2 separate regions of the Homo sapiens genome follow, and region 1 is linked to region 2. Evidence: chromatin loops called from intact Hi-C (ENCODE). Cell type or tissue: HCT116. All regions are shown on one strand. Links, peaks and the distances in the headings refer to the core of each region. The heading gives the core; the rest is flanking DNA.

Region 1 (5,385 bases), core at 105-5,104, 220 kb after region 2:
TTGTAATCCGCTCGCCTCGGCCTCCCAAAGTGCTGGGATTACAGGCGTGAGCCACCGCGCCTGGCCTTGAGTTAATTTTTGTATGACATGTGAGATGTGAGGTTTAGGTCGAGGTTCCTTTTTGCCTATGGATATCCAACTGTTTTTCAGCACCATTTGTTGAAAAGACTATCCTTCCTCCACTGAATTGCTTTTGCACTGTTGTAAAAAGTCAGGTGGCCATACTTGTGCTGGGCTATTTCTGGGTTCTCTAGGCTGTTACATTGATCTATGCATCTATTCATCTGACAATACCACATAGTCTTTGTGATGGCAGATATATAATACAGTTGGCCGTTGAACAGTGCACAGGTTAGGGGTACCAATGCATATTTTGTATGTTATATATTTACAGAGTGTATTCTTACAATAAAGTAAGCTAAAGAAAAGAAAATGTTAAGAAAATCTTCATGAAGGGGAAATATATTTACTATTCATTAAGTGGAAGTGGATCATCATAAAGATCTTCATCCTTGTCATCTTCACATTGAGTAGGCTGAGAAGGAGGATGGAGAGAAGGGGTTGGTTTTGCTGTCTCAGGGACGGCTGAAGCAGAAGAAAATCTGTGTATATGTGGACCCAGACAGTTCAAATCTGTTGTTCAATGGCCAACTGCAAATTTTAAAATTAGGTAAAATAATTCTCCCCATTTTGTTTTTCTTTTAAACATCGTTTTAACTACTACAGTTCATTTACTTTTCCACATACATTTTAGATTAATCTTGTCTATATCCATAAAAAAATCTTGCTAGCATTTTAATAGGAATGTGTTAAATCTGTGTATCAATTTGAGAAGAACTGACATTTCTATTACCTTAGAGTCTCCCTTCCAGTTCATGAACACGGCATGTCTTTTTGTATATTTATTCCATTATCATTCCATCCATATTCCATTATAGGTTTTTTCCATTATCATTTCATAGTTTTTGGCTTACAAGTCTTATATGTATTTTGTTAGATTTACAATCACGTGTCTCATTTTTCCGGACAATTCTAAATGGTATCATATTTTAAATTTCAGTGTTTATTGATAGCATGTAGAAATAAAATATATTTTTGTATGTTGATCTTGTATCCTACAACTTTGTTGAAGTCCCTTATTAGTTTTAGAAGGCTGTTCGTAGATTTAAAAAAAAATCTTTGTAATTTTTTTTGGAATTTTCTATGTAGATGGAATTTGTCATCTGCAAATAGGGACAGTTTTATTTCTTCCTTTCTAATGTATACGCATTTTCTGTCCATTTCTTTCATTATTACTCTGGCAAGACCTCCCATTACTCTCATAGCAGTGGTGAGAACAAGCAGCCTTACCTTGTTCTTGATCTTGGGGATCTCATTTAAAACATTTTTTGCTACTTTCTTCTAGCTTCCAATGTTTCTGAAGAGAAACCTGTCCTTTGAATTTTTTTTTTCCCAGAAGTAATGCTTTAAAAAATTTGCTTTTCAGCTTTCAGAGGTTGAGTTATGATGTGTGTTGGTGAGTATGTGTTCCGTTGTTGGGGTACCTCATTACAGCCTGGCCAGGGTGGAAGTCCAGGTTCCCTATTCAGCCTTTGCTGGTGGGAGTGAGGGCACAGTTTTCTTCTGTGATTGTTGGTGGAGTAGACGGGTTATTGTTTAAAACCCTTCTGTCTTGCTGGGCTGCCTATTTCTTGGTTCTTTGGCTACAGAGACCAAGGTTTTGGGAGCTTTTTCCATCTGTGCCCATTGGCATTTCTGGATTGCTGACATCTCCGTTACCCAGTCTTCATACACCCAAAGATGTATGAAGTAAAAGAAAGTAAAAAGAAACCCAGGGTACTTACTGCTCTGTCCTTCCTCATGTCCCAGGTCCCTAACCAGTCTGCCTCCTTCTCTCTGCCTTTCAGAGTCATCTTATATTTGTTTTATTCGTAAAGTCCAGAGTTTGTAACTGTATGTAGTGAGAAGAATAGCAAAAAAGCATCCCTACTCCATTTTTCTGCAAATGGAAGTCCTTGTTGGGCTTTAATGTCAAGGTGATGCTCGCCACATAAAAGGAGATGGTGACCACTTTCTTTTCTCTACAAGCCTTTGTTTCAAGTGAAACTATTCATCCTCACATGTTTATTGGAACTTGCCAGTGAGGCCAGTTGGACCTGAAGGGATTTTTTTTTGTTGTTTTCTTTCTCTCTCTCTCTTTTTTTTAATAGGAAGGTTTTCAATAACACATTTGTTTTTAAAACAGTTATATTCTGTTTTCTTCTATTTTTCTTATGTATTACATATTACATATATATCTTTCTATAAGTTATCTATTTTATATAAATTTTCAAATTTGTGAACATAGTTATATAAAATATATACATTGTCATTTTTAAATATCAACCATTTTCCTCAAATTTTATTTATAAATTATTTAAAGGACATTACTAACCAGCATTCTTTCAGTAAATTATTTTCCCCCTTAGTTAGCCAGAGTTGGTCAGAGTTGGATTCTCTTACTCATAAACAAAACACCCTAACTAATACACTTATTGTCCAGAAAATGGAGAGACATGTATAGTGTAGTTGCGGCAAATTGCTTTTCAATAAATTTCCACAAAAAATCTATTCCTTCTGTTTTCTGAGAGATACCTAGAGCCTGATTTAAGAGGTGTGAGCTAAGGCCCTCCCGTTTCTTTTCGACACACTGCTAACAATTGTGTTCTCAGCAATAGGAACTGAAAAGTGTCCATACAACTCATAAATTGTTCCCACTTCAATAGAACAGAAATTACTTTGCTTTTCAGGAGTTACTACAAAAAGTCCTAGAGAAAGAAAAAAGAAAAAAACAAAAACAGAATCCCAAAAAAGTCCTAGAGAGTGAGAGGAAGGAATGCTTTTTCAGTTGCTTCACATTTAGAATCCCATTCTAGCTTTGAATTTTCCAAACAGTACTTGGCATAGAGTAGCACTAAATATATGATTTCTATGATTTTTGCATATATTCTTGAATGATGAGGGTTATTTGCATTTTGTAATTTTTAATCATACATTTTCCTAAAAACGATATACAGAGGAAATACATGAATGGTTTTGGCTCCCTCTGCTGGCCATTTATATGCACTTTAGGTTTTACACAGAACAAAATCAAGACCACTTTTTCAAATGGATTTGGAATTTTTTCAAAAAGATTATTTAAGGCTGGGTACCATGAGATTTTTATCTTTTCTTTGGAATAAAAGATGATTTTCTCAAGATTTTGTTTCTTTTTTTAAAAGTCAGGGTCTCACTTTGTTGCCCAGGCTGGAGTGCACAATCATAGCTCACTGTAACCTCAAATTCCTGGGCTCAGATGATCCTCCTGCTTTAGCCTCCTGAGTAGCTGGGACTACAGGTGAGAGCCACCACGCCCGGTTAACTTTTAATTGTATTTAACTTTTTAAGATCAGGGCTCGAGTGCTATGTTGCCCAGGCTGGTCTCTAATGCCTGGCCTCAAATGATCCTCCTGCCTCAGTCCTCCAAAGCCCTGGGATTACAGGTGTGAGCCACCATGCCTGGCACTATTTAAACTTTTCAATTTAATTTTTCAAATTTATACTTCAAAAAACTTTAACATTATAACTGTTATAACATTATAACTTTAAAAAAGGATACATTTAGCACAATAAATGAAGTTTAGAAAATGTTTTAGATAAAAGGCCTGACTCCTGCTATGTCTCTTTCTCAAGCTGTCTGTGGTGAAGGTACCCAGTTATAGAGACTGATGCCATTCCATATTGCCATAACAATGCCTCCCTCAGTCCAGTCAATTCCTCGGCCATTCTCCAAAGCAGCTATTTAAACGTTTGGCCTTTTTAACTCCCGACTTCTTTATCCTCTTCTCAATATTGCTGTTTTCTTGGAAATGATAGAGACCATCCGATACATAACTTTGACATTCTGATTTTTTCTCCTGCCCCCAATCCTACTAAGAGTCTCTATCCATACCTCTTTTTTGCCTCCACTCTTGTAGTTTCAGTGAAACAACTTTCTCTCCTGTTAAAGGACAGTCAATTGGGATGGATCCCTTTTCCCTGGGTTCTTTAGGAACAGCACTGTATGAAACATTATCATCTCTCTCTTTTCTATATCTTTGTTGGCTTTTAATGATCATGTGATCATACACTTATTGTTTACGTCAGCTGGGATCTTTCAACTGCAAACAGCTCTGGCTAATTTAAGCAAAAAAAAAGGGGGGTGGGGGGCACTAGATCTAAGAAAATGCAGAAAAGGTTGGCCTCAGGAAGAAAAGGCACCAGGCCAGTTTTATGAGCTGGGTAGCCACACATCATGAAGCAGGGACCAACCATCAGAAACTTTGCTGAGCTGGGGGAGAGAGCTGAACTGCCAGGTGTCAGACTAGTTAAAACAACAAGACAAATGTGAAAGAGGTAAGGGTGTAATCACTTACTGTGATGGTATATGCAAGAATCTAAAAGGAGATTGCTGTGAGATTTAATGAGATAATGCTTGTAAAGCATCAGAAACAATCCTGGGTACACAGCAAACATAACTTGATAAATGATGGCTATCGTTACGTATTCAGAGCATCCACAGTGCCCTGTATTCAGATGAATCATGACACTTTTTCACTTCACTGTTGTTTTGTGGCCTCATACTGATGTGTAAGTTCCTTAGAAGCTTAGGAGAAGGGATTGTGTTTTTTAAGCGCAAGATCCCTAGCACAGAGCTTGGCACAAGGTAGATATTCAATAAATGCATGCTGGATAATGGTAAGAGACAACCTGGATTACATGTTAAGCGCATATGAAAGTAAAGTAAAATAGGTGTGGTTACAAAAGGTCCTCTAGGTTTCCTAAATAGTAGCATAAATTATTTACATTAAAATATTTGATTATTAACAGGCATGGAGGTGCATGCCTGTAATCCCAGCTACTGGGGAGGCTTAGGCAGGCAGACTCCCTGAGCTTAGGAGTTTGAGATCAGCCTGGGCAACATAGTCAGGCCCCATCTCAACCATATCATCTTGGTTATCATTTTTACTTTTTCAAATACTGACTCCTTGTATAAATAGAATTTGAGAGTCTGTCAGACAAAATCTTTTCCTTTCCTTTGTTGTCCTATGACCACCACCACCAGCATCCTCATCGCCAACATAATTGTCTTCAAGTGCTTTAAGCAATCATTGAATAATAATCTTCTTGGTTAGTTTGTCCAGCAAGAAATCCCTGTTGCACGTTAGATTCCTCAGGAAGCAGAATCTGAGATGAGATTCACAAGCAGGAAGTTGAGTGCTGTTGAGTTGAATGCTTAGAAGGGATAGAAGGGAAACAGGGTTGGGTAGAGGGAGAGATTGGGCTGCAATGCAGTCACAATAAGCCCTCAGCTGGCCCCCCAGGAGC
Region 2 (5,385 bases), core at 84-5,083:
AAAATATTGAGTTTAATTTATTAAACAATATCTAGAGGTGTGACTGAGCTAACAATTCCATATACTGGCAGGATGCTGAGGTTTGAGTCCAACAGTAATCGTTTAACACTGAGCAGTTTAAAAAATGTTTAACCATTTGCCAACAAGTTTATCCTACTGCACTTCATTTTCATTCCTCATTTATCTCCCTCAAATATAACAACTTACATATTCATCTCTGCCCTTTAACAGTGCACATTTCCATTTCATGCTGTAATAGATTGTTAGATTCGATTGTGGCTCCAAGCTGTTATATGTGAGAAATAGGAAGTTGCGCACCTGTTTTGCTAAACAGAAGTTTTGGTTCATTCTGCTAGAGTCAGACATTACGAATTCAAGTGTGGGCTGGGTGCCATGGCTCATGCCTGTAATCTCAGCACTTTGGGAGGCCAAGGCAGGCGGATCACCTGAGGTCAAGAGTTCAAGACCAGTGTGGCCAACATGGTGAAACCCCATCTCTACTAAAAATACAAAAATTAGCCAGGCATGGTAGCGCACGCCTATAAGTGCAGCTACTCGCTCGAGGCTGAGATAGGAGAATTGCTTGAACCTGGGGAGGTGGAGAATGCAGTGAGCTGAGATCGTGCCACTGCATTCCAGCCTGGGTGACAGAGTGAGACTCCATCTCAAAAAAAAAAAAAAAAAAAAAAAAAAAAAAAAAAAAAATTCAAGTCTGGACTCAAAATGCATCCCTTTTCGTTTTTGCCTTCTATATCCTTGGTCTATGACTGCACAAATTCAAATGTTTTGCTTGGTTTGTCTTTTTAAGTTGATACTTAGCTTCAGCGACTTGACAACAGTAACCTTTAGTCTTTTAATACTTACCTGACAGTATTTGTGCATTACTGTAAATAACTAATGAGACTTATATTTTATAAACTAAATATATTTTTACATAGCTATCAAACAAAAAAATCCCTTCGGTTGTGATTCCATAGTGTATCCTCTGGTGAATTACTTTTAAAAAATTTTTCTTTTTTTATAGAGAAAAGGTCTCACTATGTTGCTCAGGCTGGTCTTAACCTCCTGGCCTCAAACACTCCTCCAGCTTTGGCTTCCCAAAGTGCTGGGATGACAGATCTGAGCCACCATGCCTGGCCTGTGAATTACTTTTATAAAGTGGAAATGTCTTTCTTTTGTGTGAATTATCTTAGTTGTTTCTTCAGATATAAAATACTGTGTGTATGTATGCATGTGTGTGTACACACCACACACATATTAAGTGCAAGCAGGAAAAATTTCAAATTAACCTATATGAGTTGCCTCAATTTTTTTAATAAACTGTATTTAATTAAACTGTTAACCAAATGCAAGCCTTAGGAGGAACTCTAAGATTCTTCTTTCTCGTTTTTTTTTTTTTTTTTAAATCTTAACATAAAAATACAAAGTGTTGAAAGTATAGATAACTTCTTTTTTCTTTTAAAAATATCCCTTAAAAAGATCCATCCATGTTCACTCATGTCTTTTTTTAGTGACTATTAAGACGTTGTGGCAGATGGGATAATTAAACTTATGTCTGTGATCAAGATAGAATTATCAACACTCCTGAGTATGAGGGTGTTAACACATACTAACACACGGCATTTCAGCTTTTTGTTAAGAAGAAAATTCCATACGATTTGGTTTCCTTCCATATTAGTTATAATGCGTTTGTCTGCATAAATTGGGTTTTATGTAGCCTGACTCAAGTGCTTGGAAAGAACTATGTTAGGTACATTATAGGAAGTGCAGAGTAGTAGACCGATTCCAAAAGTATTTGATTCAGCAAATCAATGACTTTATTGTAGATCCAATTTCTTTCTCTTTCTCTGCTTTACTCATCACAAAATTACTATTATCCAAAGGCTGTTTTTCTCCTTTGGTAATCAGTTCAATTCAGAAAGAGACAACCATCTGTTTCTGCAGTCCTGGACTGTGTCTTTCCCTTCATTCTGGTTAGACCCACCCAAGACCAATATTCTTACCCTAATCAACATCCAACTTTGGATTGGAGCTGAAGATGAGAGTGAAAACGGGAATAAAATGGATATTCTGTTGGAAAGATGAAAGAAAGGAGTGGATGGTGGGTAGGCAAACAAGGGTCTGCTATTTCTTCTTCTAAACTTTTAAAAAAATATTTATTTTTATGGCCGGGTACAGTGGCTCATGCCTGTAATCCCAGCACGTTGGGAGGCCTAGATGGGAGGATTGTTTGAGCCCAGGAGTTCAAGACAAGCCTGGGCAACGTGGCAAAACCCTGTCTCTATGCCAAAAATACAAAAATTAGTGAGTCATGTTAGCACACACCTATAGTCTTAGCTGCTTAGGTGGCTGAGGTGAGAGGATCACTGAGCTCCGGAGATCAAGGCTGCAATGAGCTGAGATTGCGCCATTGCGCTCCAGCCTGGGTGACAGAGGAGACCCTGTCTCAACAAATTTAAAAAAATATATGTTTTTATTGAGGTATAGATGACAAAAAAAAATTACATATATTTACCGTGTACATGTTATTTTTGTATATGTATATATTGTGAAATGGGTAAATCAAGCTAACTAACATGTCTATCACCACTATTCCCTCTTTATTAGCTTTTAATATATATTAGTTTTCTGAAATTTTAGATTGCTTCTGAGGTTGTTAATATCAGGAATAGTTCCTTGTAATATGCAATACTGAACCTGTGTCACAATAGATCTTAATTTCAGGTTTTCCTTATATCAAAGTATCCTCGAAAAACCCAAATGCTTATACGTTCACAGTTTTTATGTGGAGTATGCTGGAAAACTTGCTTTTTAAAAATTAAGACTAAACCTTTTGAATATTTAATTGTAAAGGAGGAAATAAAGTCTTCAAAGTTAAAATGATTTTTGGTTATGAGGTAAGTGTTATAAATAGGACAATGTTATAGGTCATTTCATGGCTTTTCTAAAAGAAGGCCTTACGTGACGTACCTATATTATATTCTTTAGCAAAGTTGTTTTCAATTTTAAGTAAGTTTCTTTTTTTGTGACTGTGGAAAATTAAATATTAAGGCCACTAAGGTCATTCTTGATTTTACCACACACAGATAATTATTAACACTTAGTGTATTTCCCCCCGGTCTTTATTTTTCTTTTCAGAATGTCCCAGTGAATAGGATATACCTTTTAGACATTAATAACACAAATAAATGCTTTGAAGCTGATGATGGATTTATTAAACATTGTGGCTTTAAGATAACTGAATATGTTAATGTTCAGCCACTCTCTTGTTAAAATTTAAAAAAGACAGTATATGGTAATAGCACATTAATAATTTGCATGTCCTAAGAAATGTGTATATATCTTTCTTTTGTATAAAATTAAACTTACCTGTGTAACCTGAGGTTATCAGTGTCCTTGTCTTTTTCGTTCTGAAAGGAAATCTTTGCTAATTTTTGTTTGAAAGTCAAGAGTTCATTCTTACCTTTAGCACTTAGTCTTTTTTGTACCTGTGGATTATGGATTTTGTCACTGCTGTTTTATAATTCAAGGTGATTCTGAGTTGTTACCATCTAGAGGGCCCAGTCCCCTTCCAACTTCTTGTTGTATAAAACTGTCACATTAGGCTAACTAAACACATTTTTTCCTCACCCATCTGCCTTTTCAGCTTTCCTCTCATCAAATCCTTTGAAGTACAATATAGTTAAAACAGCTTTCTTTGCTGAAGAATCAAGCAACTCTTAGAAGGATATTGAAGTGAATAAAGGACAATTCTAGCTAATAACTGTTTTCTTAAGATTCCAAGTGGAGGAAGCCCTTGTAGAGTTAGGCCTCTGACTAGGCCTTCTAGAGATAGGCCTCTGGGAAGAGGGGTGGTCTTTCTGGATACTTTCTGATCTGTCTCTCCATTACACTCTTTCTCTTTTCCTGTCCATATTCTTTCAAGTATTTATTTGTTGTTTGTATGGCCCTATTCTAAGCACTAGTAATACAGTGATAAGTAAGACGGATGTCACCCTTGCCCTGTGGGTTTACATTCTGGTGATAGGAGATAGGCAGTAAATTATTTAAGATTGTAATTAGTCTGAAGACAAATGAAACAGTATAAGGGAATAAAGCTTGATGGAGGAAAGCCTATATTAGATAGGGTCATTGGGAATACCTCTTTGACGACCTGACATTTGAGAGGAAAACTGAATGAGATAAGAGAGGAAGAATATGAAAACAGTAAAGAAAAGAATGTTTCAGGCAGAAAGAAGTGCAGTGTCCCTCAAATGGGACCACACTTGATGTGTTCAGGAATAGCAAGAAGGCAAGCTGAGAAATCACGGGGAAGAGAGGCAGGAGATAAAGCTAAAGAGAACGATGGGGACAGATCATGCCTGTATGCCACACCATGCCCCTTCTTGACATAATTCAGTTTGATGACATCATGCCCAGCATGTTCTCCACAAGAGGAGATACTCCTCTTTGAATCACACTTGCATTTTGCCATTTAAACAGTGCCTCTGCAGAAGGGGCAGTGAGGCTCTCCTCTGATTGGTTACTTTCTTCTCTACCCAGTTATTGTTAGGCTCTGTAAAGAAGGTGTTGCTAGGCCAGTGAATGAAGGTAAAAGTCAGTGCATCAAAACCAGGCATGGTGTGTGCCTATAGTCCCAGCTACTTGGGAGGGTAAGGTGGGAGGATTGCCTGAGCCCAGGAGTTGAGGCTATGCTAGGCAACCATAGCAGGGCCCCTGTCTTCTAAAAAAAAAACAAAAACAAAGGAAACAAAAAACATGAGTGCTCCAGTTCTGTATAGCCTCTCTATCAATGAGACCTGTGATCAAGCTTTCGTAAGTCACCTGTGAAGTAACAGAACTCAAGAAGAAAACCATTTTTTTCTTAGCTTATTGTCTTAATTATATGTGAATAGAGTTTATGTGAAGCCCACTAGACCCACCTCTATTGTACTGAAAAGCATTTACATTTTTCCACTCTTGCAAGCCTGGTGTAATTACAAGAATCACTTGCTGTCAGTCACAGTTCTCTTTGTTACTCAGGAGGAAAGGGCTATCTTTTAATATTCCAGACCCACTGAATTGTTTTGATTACCTTGTGCTTACTGAGGAAGAGTACTAGTTGATTCTACCGCATACATATCCTATTTCCTGTCATTAATATATCTTAGTGTGACATGAAAGGGTTATAAAATAAATTTTATTGTAGTAAAAAATATATAACAAAATTTATCATTTTAACAGTTGCAAGTGTACAGTTTTGTGGCATGAAGTATATTCACATTGTTGTGTCACCATCACCACCCATCCATCTGTAGAACTTAGTCTTTCCCAACAGAAACTTCTTACACATTAAACACTAACTTCCTATTCTCCCCTTCTCCTAGTACCTGGCAAACACCATTC

What was found. Peaks named below come from ENCODE experiments on the same cell type or tissue, not always from the same donor. Only the 100,000 strongest peaks of a DNase experiment are listed, where the experiment ranks them.
Region 1: it touches region 2 in a loop (3-fold over the local background); 36 of 110 quality-filtered maps call a loop at or near these places.

What each region holds. Positions count from the first base shown.
Region 1 is chr5:116,065,149-116,070,533 of GRCh38, forward strand. No RefSeq gene overlaps it. Among named protein-coding and RNA genes, the nearest start is that of COMMD10, 17 kb to the right of the region's middle. In HCT116, for the core only: a CTCF peak has its summit at 3,086 (motif pointing left); a DNase peak (open chromatin) is centred at 3,103.
Region 2 is chr5:115,845,170-115,850,554 of GRCh38, forward strand. The region is part of intron 1 of AP3S1 (adaptor related protein complex 3 subunit sigma 1); the gene reads left to right. Among named protein-coding and RNA genes, the nearest start is that of AP3S1, 5.9 kb to the left of the region's middle. In HCT116, for the core only: no CTCF peak of the experiment used is centred there; a DNase peak (open chromatin) is centred at 2,302; H3K4me3 peaks cover 2,591 bases; H3K27ac peaks cover 5,000 bases.